2 separate regions of the Homo sapiens genome follow, and region 1 is linked to region 2. Evidence: read pairs that join two places in POLR2A ChIA-PET (ENCODE). Cell type or tissue: PC-9. All regions are shown on one strand. Links, peaks and the distances in the headings refer to the core of each region. The heading gives the core; the rest is flanking DNA. Region 1 overlaps RTF1 (RTF1 homolog, Paf1/RNA polymerase II complex component). Region 2 overlaps LTK (leukocyte receptor tyrosine kinase).

The links. Peaks named below come from ENCODE experiments on the same cell type or tissue, not always from the same donor. Only the 100,000 strongest peaks of a DNase experiment are listed, where the experiment ranks them.
Region 1: POLR2A ChIA-PET joins it to region 2 with 9 read pairs; 4 of 35 experiments call an interaction of 5 or more read pairs at or near these places.

Annotation. Positions count from the first base shown.
Region 1 is chr15:41,428,522-41,433,893 of GRCh38, forward strand. The region is part of intron 1 of RTF1 (RTF1 homolog, Paf1/RNA polymerase II complex component); the gene reads left to right. Among named protein-coding and RNA genes, the nearest start is that of RTF1, 14 kb to the left of the region's middle. RefSeq lists enhancers at 1,053-1,272, 3,254-3,754. In PC-9, for the core only: no CTCF peak of the experiment used is centred there; no DNase peak of the experiment used is centred there.
Region 2 is chr15:41,505,539-41,510,910 of GRCh38, forward strand. LTK (leukocyte receptor tyrosine kinase) reads right to left here. Exons shown (of 20, transcript NM_002344.6): 8 at 3,493-3,591; 9 at 2,531-2,683; 10 at 2,024-2,119; 11 at 1,557-1,752; 12 at 377-467; 13 at 175-239. Among named protein-coding and RNA genes, the nearest start is that of LTK, 5.6 kb to the right of the region's middle. In PC-9, for the core only: no CTCF peak of the experiment used is centred there; a DNase peak (open chromatin) is centred at 2,563.

The DNA of each region.
Region 1 (5,372 bases), core at 317-5,316, 77 kb before region 2:
CCTCCCAAAGTGCTGGGATTACAAGTGTGAGCTACCGTGTCCGGCCCCCTACTCCTTTTTTTTTTTTTGAAGACAGGGTCTCACTCTGTTACCCAAGCTGAAGTGCAGTGACGTGGTCATGGATCACTCTAGCTTTGACCTCCTGGCTTCAAGTGATCCTCCCTCCTCTGCCTCTGGAGTAGCTGGGATCACAGGTGTGTGCCACCATGCCCAGCTAATTTATTTATTTATTTTGAGACAGAGTCTTGCTCTGTTGCCCAGGCTGGAGTGCAGTGGTGTGATCTCAGCTCACTGCAACCTCTCTGCCTCCTGGGCCCAACCAGTTCTCCCACAGCCTCCTGTGTAGCTGGGATTACAAGCATATGCCACCACATCTGCCTACTTTTTGTATTTTTAGTAGAGACGGGGTTTCGTCATGTTGGCCAGGCTGGTCTCAAACTCCTGACCTCAAGTAATCTGCCCATCTTGGCCTCCCAAAGTGCTGGGATTACAGGCGTGAGCCACCACTCCTGGCCACAGCGAATTGATTTTTAATTTTTTGTAGAGACAGGGTCTCCCTGTGTTGCCCATGCTGGTCTCAAATTCCTGGGCTCAAGGGATCCTTCCTCCTACCTTGGCCTCCCAAAGTACTGGGATTACAGGCCACCTGTAAGCCACCTGTGAGCCACCACGCCCAGCCAATATTCACTGTTTAAATCAACCAACAGTTTTGCTATGAAAGGGACACTAGGAAGTAACTTCTCGGATTTAAAGCTCTGCGAATTACTCTTTTTTCCTCGTCATCTCGTAGATCCTTCCACTTCTCTCTGTCCCTGTGGCTACTTGTTTAATGCGACTGCTGTGGGTTCCTTCTGAGTCCTCTCTGTACTTCCACCCTGGCCCCTCTAGTCTGTTCATCTACCAGTTGTAGTGCTCTTTTTTTTTTTTTCTCTCTCTCTCTCTTTCCAGGAGTGCTCTTTTAAAACCCTTGCTGGATTGGGTTACTCCCCTGCTTCAAACCATTTGATGGCTTCCCACTGCCTAACTTCCATGCTCCTCACCCTGTTTTATAAAGCTCAGAAAGATATGTTTTCTTCTTACCACTAACCCACCGCATTCAATTCTCCTGCTTGCCTGCTAAACTTTAGTCACAGTTTCTCTTTCAGTTCTTTGACTAAGCCAAGCTGTTATCAGCTTCAGGGCCTTAGCTGTTCCATCTGAAGGCCTCTGTCCAGAAAACTGTACCATCTTTTCCTCTCGTGAAGTTTCTAGTCTCAGCCTCAGTGCCTCAGAGAAGCCTCTCTAACCACCCTACTGCAGATAGCCCCTGCACTCATTTGATTCACTTCCTTCTTAACACTTACCATTAGATGGAATTCATTGTTTCTTTACTTGTTCATTGTTTGTCTCCCATACTTGATTTTAAATTCCATGAGGTCAAGGACCATGTATCTTTTCCTTATTTTTTCTTTGTTTTTAATTTAATTTAATTTATTTTATTTTTTCTTTTCTTTTTTTTTTTTTTGAGACAGAGTCTTGCTCTATTGCCCAGGCTGGAATGCAGTGGCACGATATCAGCTCACTGCCATCCCTACCTCCTGGGTTCACGCAGTTCTCCTGCCTCAGCTTCGTGAGTAGCTGGGATTACAGGTGCATGCCACCATGTCTGGCTAATTTTTTTTTTTTTTTTTTTTTTGAGACAGAGTCTCGCTGCCCCCTAGGCTGGAGTGCAGTGGCGCGATCTCGGCTCACTGCAACCTCTGGTTCACTACAACCTCCACCTCCCGGGTTCAAGCGATTCTCCAGCCTCAGCCTCCCAAATAGCTGGGACTACAGGCGCGTGGCACCACACCCAACTAATCTTTTGTATTTTTAGTAGAGACAGGGTGGGAAGACTTTTTTGTTGCATATTGGTCTATTCAGCTATTATGAGCCCTCAATAAGAATGTAAAGGACTGGCTGGGCATCGTGGCTCACACCTGTAATCCTAGCACTTTGGGAGGGTGAGGCAGGTAGATTGCCTGAGCTCAGAGGTTCAAGACCAGCCTGGGCAACATGATGAAACCCTGTCTCTACTAATAATACAAAATATTAGCTGGGCGTGGTGGTGCATGCCTGTAGTCCCAGCTACTTGGAAGGCTGAGGTGGGAGAATCGCTTGAACCTGGGAGGCAAAGGCTGCAGTGAGCCAAGATCATACCACTGCACTCTTGTCTAGGCGACAGACCAAGATTTCATCTCCAAAAACAAACAAAAAGAATATAAAGGACTGAGCTAAAAAGTAATCTTGCTGTGAGTTTTCCCAGTAACTTCCTATACAATCCTCAAGTTGTGGGAAGTGCATCTTGTATCTTTCACACTGTTAAGAGAGTCTTTGCTGTCTCCATACTATTGTGGGTTTTCTTTTCTTTTTTTTGTATTGAGACAGAGTCTTGCACTGTCGCCCGGGCTGGAGTGCAGTGGTGTGATCTCGGCTCACTGCAACCTCCACCTCCTAGGTTCAAGCGATTCTCCTTGCCTCAGACTCCCAAGTAGCTGGGATTACAGGCGCCTGCCACCATGCCCAGCTAATTTTTTTGTATTTTTAGTAGAGACGGGGTTTCATCATGTTGGCCAGGCTGGTCTTGAACTCCTGACCTCGTGATCTGCCCACCTTGGCCTCCCAAAGTGCTGGGATTACAGTCGTGAGCCACTGCGTCCAGCGGGTTTTTCTTTTTTCTTTTTTTTTTTTTGAGAAGGAGTTTTGCTCTTGTTGCCCAGGCTAGAGTGCAGTGGTGCAATCTCGGCTCACTGCAACCTCTGCCTTCTGGTTTCAAGCAATTCTTCTGCCTCAGCCTCCCAAGTAGCTGGGATTACAGGCGCCTGCCACCACGCCCAGCTACTTTTTTTGTATTTTTAGTGGAGACAGGGTTTCACCATGTTGGTCAGACTGGTCTCGAACTGCTGACCTCGTGATCCACCTGCCTCGGCCTCCCAAAGTGCTGGGATTACAGGCGTGAACCACCGCGCCCGACTGGGTTTTTCTTTTTAAGGCAGTGTCTTGCTCTATTTCCCAGGCTGGAGTGAAGTGGTTCACTGCACTCTCAACCACCCAGACTCAAAACAATTCTGCCTCAGCCTCTTGAGTAGCTGAGACTATAGGCATGTGCCACCACACCTGGCTGAGTTTTTGGATTTTTTGTACAGACGGGGTTTCACCACATTGCCCAGACTGGTCTCGAATTCCTGGGCTCAAACGATCAGCCCTCGTCGGCTTCCCAAAGTGCTAGGACTACAGTTGTGAGCCAGTGTCCCTGGCTCATACTTTTTTTTTTTTTTTGAGACGCAGTCTCCCTCTGTTGCTCAGGCCAGAGTGCAGTGGCACGATCTTGGCCCACTGCAACCTTCACCTGCCAGGTTGAAGTGATTCTCCTGCCTCAGCCTCCCGAGTAGCTAGACTACAGGTGCACGCCCCCATGCCTGGCTAATTTTTTGTATTTTTAGTAGAGACGTGGTTTCACCATGCTGGCCAGGATGGTGTTGAACTCCTGACCTTGTGATCCGCCCACCTCGGCCTTCCAAAATGCTGGGATTACAGGCATGAGCCACTGTGCCTGGCCATACTATTGTTAATATGGTATTTAATGTAGTAGAAGAGGGATTGTACTTATCAGATGCAGTTGTTTGTTGATGAAGGAGAGCTGTTTGTTAGGTTTTCTTTTTTTTTTTTTTTGAGATGGAGTCTTGCTCTGTCACTCAGTCTGGATGGAGTGCAGTGGCACAATCTCGGCCCACTGCAAGTTCCGCCTCCCGGGTTCACGCCATTCTCCCACCTCAGCCTCCGGAGTACCTGGGACTACAGGCGCTCGCCACCACGCCTGGCTAATTTTTTGTATTTTTAGTAGAGACAGGGTTTCACTGTGTTAGCCAGGTTGGTCTTGATCTCCTGACCTCGTGATCCACCCACCTCAGCCTCCCAAAGTGCTGGGATTACAGGCGTGAGCCACTGCGCCCGGCCTAGGTTTTCAGTATGTAGAGCGGAACCTCCTTAACAGGAAGGCAGTACTAATGTCTTAACACTTCAGTTACAGTAACTTTTAACAGATGTCTACTATGGTTTGATTGATAGCAAATCCAAATTTCTCTTATAACGAATTGGTATTAAAACAGGCATACTAGGCTGGGCATGGTGGCTCACACCTGTAATCCCAGCACTTTGGGAGGCCAAGGCGGCGGCTCACCTGAGATCAGGAGTTCAAGACCAGCCTGGCTAATGTGGTGAAACCCTACTTCTACTAAAAATACAAAAAATTAGCCAGGTGTTGTGGTGCACACCTGTAATCCCAGCTACTTGGGAGGCTGAGGCAGGAGAATTGCTTGAACCAGGAGGCCGAGGTTGTAGTGAGCCGGGATCGCACCATTGCACTCCAGCTTGGGCAACAAGAGTGAAACTCCGTCTCACAAAAAAAAGAAAAACAAACAGGCATACTGAGGTCGGCTGCGGTGGCTCACACCTGTAATCCCAACACTTTGGGAGGCTGAGGTGGGCAGATCATCAGGAGTTCGAGACCATCCTGGCCAACATGGTGAAAACCTGTCTCTACTAAAAATACAAAACTATTAGCTGGGTGTGGTGGCGTGCACCTATAGTCCCAGCTACTTGGGAGGCTGAGGCAGGAGAATCACTTGAACCAGGGAGGCGGAGGTTGCTGTGAGCCGAGATCACTCCACTATACTCCAGCCTGGGAGACATAGTGAGAGTCCATCTCAAAAAAAATAAATAAATAAAAATATAAAACTGGCATAATAATGCATTTGTGAAACTGAAGGGGTCAGAGAAGAGATTACTTACCAGAAGTCTTTTTTGCCTTTTTGAGACAGAGTCTCACTCTGTTGCCCAGGCTGGAGTGCACTGGCATGATCTTTGCTCACCGCAACCCCCACCTCCCAGACTCAAGTGATTCTCCCACCTCAGCCTCCTGAGCAGCTAGGACTACAGGCGTGCGCCACCATGCCCAGCTGATTTTTGTATTTTTAGCAAAGATCAGGTTTCACCATGTTGGCCAGGCACACCTCAAGTGATATACCTGCCTCAGCCTCCCAAAGTAGTGGTATTACAAACGTGAGCCACTGCACCCAGCCCAGAAGTCTTTAAAGCTTATAAATTTACATTAAAGTAATATGGGAAAAAAGGTAATGGTAAAGACCATAAACGTATTACTATATAACCCAGCAATCCCAGTCCTAGGTATTTACTCAAAGTGAAGTAAAAACTAATGTTTACATAGAAGACTATACATGAACATACAATTACCCCCAAATGGTAACAACTCAGATGTTTTATTGTTGTTGTTTGCTACCACACTTTTTTTTTTTTTTTTTTTTTGATGGAGTTTTGCTCTTTTTGCCCAGGCT
Region 2 (5,372 bases), core at 67-5,066:
GGTGGGGGACATATCCCGTTACCAGGAGGGAGACGGAAACCATGTTTTAGGCTCCACAAAGCTGGAGAGGCCCTCTGTGTCCCCTGACTTGCTACCTCAGCCTCAGGGTGAAGAGAAACTGTTCCCGGGCATTCCCCTCCCGCCTTCCAGCCCTGCCCCTGGTCCCAGGTGCACCTGATGATGAGGGCCTCCATGAGGAAATCCAGCTCATCCTGAGGCGAGCAGAGTTCTGGCAGGGTCTGGGGAGGAAAAGGGCACAGTTTCTGAGCTGCCCTGCACGCTTCAGGAGAGGGGGTTAACCCTAGCTCTAGTCATTGTCCTTCCCTTCAGGGTGTTCCGCTCTCCTACCCCCAGCCAGAAGTCCCACTCCTCTCACCTTGATAGCTACCTGCAGGGGACTGGAGTCCCCAGGAAGGCCAATTACCAGTCCCTCATACACCTCCCCAAAGGCACCATGGCCCAGGGCTCTGCAGGAAGACACGTTGGAAGGGAGTGGGCAGGCGGCCTGGAGAAGAGTCCTAGAGAGTCTAGTACCCCCTTTACCTCCCCTGCCCCTGCCATATGCCCAGCTGACCCTATATAGACTCTCTCCATACCATGGCATGTCCCCAGGTAGAAGCCCTGCAAGGGTGGTGCTCACTGGCATAGAGCCAGGGCAAAAAAGAGGGCAGATGCGGGCCAGAGTCAAGGTGGGAGTGCATGATGAGGACTTCCCTGGTCCCTGCAGACGCCCTGGGCGGGAGGCAATCCCTGGGCTCCAAGAGTCATGATTTTTTTTCTTTTTTAAACGAAGTCTCACTCTGTCATGCAGGCTGGAGTGCAATAGCGCGATCTCGGCTCACTGCAACCTCTGCCTCTCGGGTTCAAGTGATTCTCCTGCCTCAGTCTCCCGAGTAGCTGGGACTACAGGCAAGCGCCACAACGCCCAGCTATTTTTTGTGTTTTTAGTAGACACAGGGTTTCACCATGTTGGCCAGGCTGGTCTCGAACCCCTGACCTCAGGTGATCCACCTGCCTTGGCCTCCCAAAGTGCTGAGATTACAGGCGCCAGATCATATTTTTTTTTTATTGAGACAGAGTCTCACTCTGTCGCCCTGGCTGGAGTGCAATGGCGCAATCTCGGCTCACCACAACCTCCGCCTCCCAGGTTCAAGTGATTCTTCTGCCTCAGCCTCCCACGTAGCTGGGATTACAGGCATGCGCCACCATGCCCAGCTAATTTTGTATTTTTAGTAGAGATGGGGTTTCTCCATGTTGGTCAGGCTGGTCTCGAACTCCCGACCTCAGGTGACCTGCCTGCCTCGACCTCCCAAAGTTCTGGGATTACAGGTGTGAGCCACCACGCCCAGCTGAGAGATCATATTCTAAGAACTGGGACGGAGAGGTGACATTGAGCAAGTTACTTCCCCTTCTGGAGCTTCTCAGGGCCTCCCTCTCCCTTACACAAGGGATGTGGGCCAGATTTTTTCTGGGACTTATAATTCACTACAGCAGGGAGAGAATCAGAGGTGGGGATTCAGAGTGCATAGGTTCTCAGAAGGAGGCAGAAGACTTACCTGAGCAGAGTAACATTGGCTGGGGAAACCTCGGTGACACCTGGTGGCAGAGGCCAGGACTGGGCCGGGCCAAGCCCCACCTGGCAATAATAGGGATTGGGGGCTGTCCTGATGGCAGAGGTTCGAAGCTTGCTCAGCTCAAGCTCAGGGCTCGGCAGCCTCATCTCCTGCAGGCCCTGCCACTTCTTCTGCTTCACTGGGGGTGGGAAGAATAACGGCACACCCTCCACCTGCCCATCAACTCTCCCTCCCCCACCTGCCCAGGACACCCCTCCAGATGCTCATTAAGGTAAACGTTTTCCCCAGGCCTCCCCAGCTCCTTCCTATCTTAGAATCCCAGAGGAGTCTACCACGGCTCTGCTGCGGTGAGTGGTCTTGAAGTCAGCCCCGGGACCCCGCAGAAACCCATCCCAGCTCACTGGAGAGGAGCAGCCTTGAATCAACTGTGCCTGCTAGACGCTTCGTACCCAGAATCAGGACCCCACACACCATAAGGAGGCTCAGTGTTGAGGTTGCCACCACAGCCACCATCAGAACCAGAGGGCCTGGGGGCTTGTGCAGGTCTAGGGAGAAAGAGAGACACCTCCAGTGGGAAGGTCTTCTCTGTTCCTTTACCCTCAAGTTTTACCCACGCTTCAAGACTCAGCTCAAGTGTTAATTTTTCCATGATGCCTTCCCCCATTATCCTGGGCAAAAGCAACCTCTCCCTCTTGAACACCCCTAAAGCACTTTATACCTCCCACAACAATCGTCACTTGAGATATACATTTACATAGCTATATCTAAACATCCTCCCACACTGGACGACAGGCCTCTGAAAGGCACTGTGCACCGATGAATCTCCAATCCCCTGCCCAGCACCCACCACAGGGCCTGGCACACAGCAAATCTCTATACCATCTTTCCCAGTGGCCTACTGCTCCTCCCAGTCTGTGACCCCAGGAGTCCAGACCTTGGGCAAAGGTAGGACATACCCATGCAGGTGACGTTATCCACAGCTAGCTCCATGCCTTCTGGGCACAGGCATTCAGCCAGCTGGAGCTCTGCCTGCCATTGGCAGTCTCTCAAAGGGCAGTGACTGCAGTTGAGGTGCCTTCGGATCTCTACCTCTCCGTGGTTCTCGGTGACTGTGAGTAAAAGAACTGATATGATATGGTGTGGTAGGGCTGGGATATAGTAAATACATGCCTTTGGCTGGGTACAGTGGCACACGCCTATAATCATTGCACTTTGGGAGGCCGTGGTGAGCGGATCACCGGAGGTCAGAAGTTCAAGACCAGCCTGGCCAACCCCGCCTCTACTAAAAATACAAAATTAGCCGGGTGTGGTGGCGCACGCCTGCAATCCCAGCTACTCCAGCACTGAGGCTGCAGAATCACTTGAACCCGGGAGGCGGAGGTTGCAGTGACCCAAGATCGCACCACTGCACTCCAGCCTGGGTGACAGAGCGAGACTCTGTCTCAAAAATAAAAATAAATAAATAAATAAATAAATAAATAAATAAATAAATACATGCCTTTTCCAGCCACATGGTTAATTCTAGCCCAGGACTTTAGAGCAAAGAGCAGCACCAAGCTTACAAGGGTGGTGAGAGAAGCTGGGGGACTTCTGTCAAGCCTGCACACTCCCAGGTATTTGAAGCGAATTCATAGCAAGGGGGTACTTGAAAAGCACGCAGCATGCCCTGCATTGCCATCCAGCACGACTGGCAGCCCACTTTCCTTTTTTTTAAGACAGAGTTTTGCTCTTGTCGCCCAGGCTGGAGTGCAATGGCATGATGACAGCCCACTTTTCAAATGACCCTATGCTATGCAAGAATCCTGTGCTATGCAAGGTTATTCACAGTGCAGGTGGCTCTTCAGTGCAGTGCAGGAGTGGGCTCAGGGACTGCGGAAGAAGTCCAGGCCAGGCTCAGAGGTGGGGTTGGGGCCAATACCTGCCAGAGGCTGCAGGAAGAGCTCGCTGCTGGGGTGTATGAAGGATACTCCATCTTCCCCATCAGCCCAGAGGTTGTCAGTCTCTGAAGCGTCGCCCCCTGGAAGTGGAGAGTGATGGAGAGTTTGACTACAAAAATGGGGGATGGGGGAGAAGCTGGAATCTCCCGGTGGAAATCCCAGTGTGGCCCTCTCTTCTCCAGCATCATGATGCAAATGCTGTCTGTTCACAAGTGGGAGTGAAGGAGGTGAGGAGGGGGTAATCAGCTGGAGCCTGAAGGCCTCGCTGAGGCTGGCTGGGATGCCTCCTGCCTGCCTGAGCCCCTCCTGTCCCATGTCCTCACAGTCCCTTTCTGTGAGAATGTAGATCATGTGTGTATGTATGAGCAGTACAGCCCAGACAGGCACAAAGGCATTTACACTAGTTATTTGATCAAAACACAGATGACTGGGACTCTCCCTTACAGTTTCTGATTCAGTATGTTAGAGAAGGGCTGAGAATTCGCATTTCTTTTTAAAAATTAATTTTTAATTAAAAATAAAAATTCAGGGCCAGGTGTGGTGGCTCACGCCTGTAATCCCAGCACTTTGGGAGGCCGACATGGGCGGATTACGAGGTCAGGAGTCCGAGACTAGCCTGACCAACATGGTGAAACCCCATCTCTACTAAAAATACAAAAATTAGCCGGGCATGGTGGCGCATGCCTATAATCCCAGCTACTCAGGAGGCTGAGGCAGGAGAATTGCTTGAACCCGGGAGGCGGAGGTTGCAGTGAGCTGAGATTTGTACTACTGCACTCCAGCCTGGGCAACAGAGCCAGACTCCATCTAAAAAAAAAATTCATATATTTATTGTATACAGCATGATGTTTTGAAATATGTACACACTGTGCAATGGCTAATGCAAACCAATATATACACCACCTCACATGCTTATTTTCTGTGGTAAGAACACCTATAATCTACGCTCTTACCAATTTTCTTTTCTTTTTTTTTGAGACAGAGTCTTGCTCTGTCACCCAGGCTGGAGTGCAGTGGCACGATCTTGGCTCACTGCAACCTCCGCCTCCCGGGTTCAAGCGATTTTCCTGTCTCAGCTTCCCGAGTAGCTGGGACTACAGGCATATGCCACCACGCCCGGCTAATTTTTGTATTTTTAGTACAGATGGGGGTTTCACCATATTGGCCAGGCTGGCCTCAAACTCCTGACCTCAAGATCCACCCGCCTCCGCCGCCCAAAGTGTTGAGATTACAGGCGTGAGCCACCGCGCCCCGCCTCTCTTAGCGATTTTCAAGAATACATCGTCATTAACTACAGTCACCATGTAGTACAGTAGATTCTGGAAGGTATTCCTCCTATTTAACTGCCATTTTGCATTGTTTTGACCAGCATCTCCCCAACCTTCCCCCAACTCCCAGGATAATTTCCATTGTTTTTTTTTTAATCTTTGAGACAGAATTTCCCTCTTGTCGCCCAGGCTGAAGTGCAATGGAGTGATCTCGGCTCACTGCAACCTCCGCCTCCCAGGTTCAAGCAATTCTCCTGCCTCAGCCTCCAGAGTAGCTGGGATTACAGGCTCCCGCCACCACGCCCGGCTAATTTTTGTATTTTTAGTACAGACAGGGTTTCACAGGTTGGCCAGACTGGTCTCGAACTGGTGACCTCAGGTGATCCACCTGCCTTGGCCTCCCAGAGTGCTAGAATTACAGGCGTGAGCCACCAGGCCCAGCTGATAATGTGCATTTCGAACAACTTAGGTTGTGGGGATATTACCTGTTCCTGGACCACACTTTGAGAACCACTGACTTAACCCAATCCTGCCTTTCTGCCCCTTTGCTCAGCTTGCTCACTCGGCCAGCTCTAAGTTCTGAAGACTGCTGC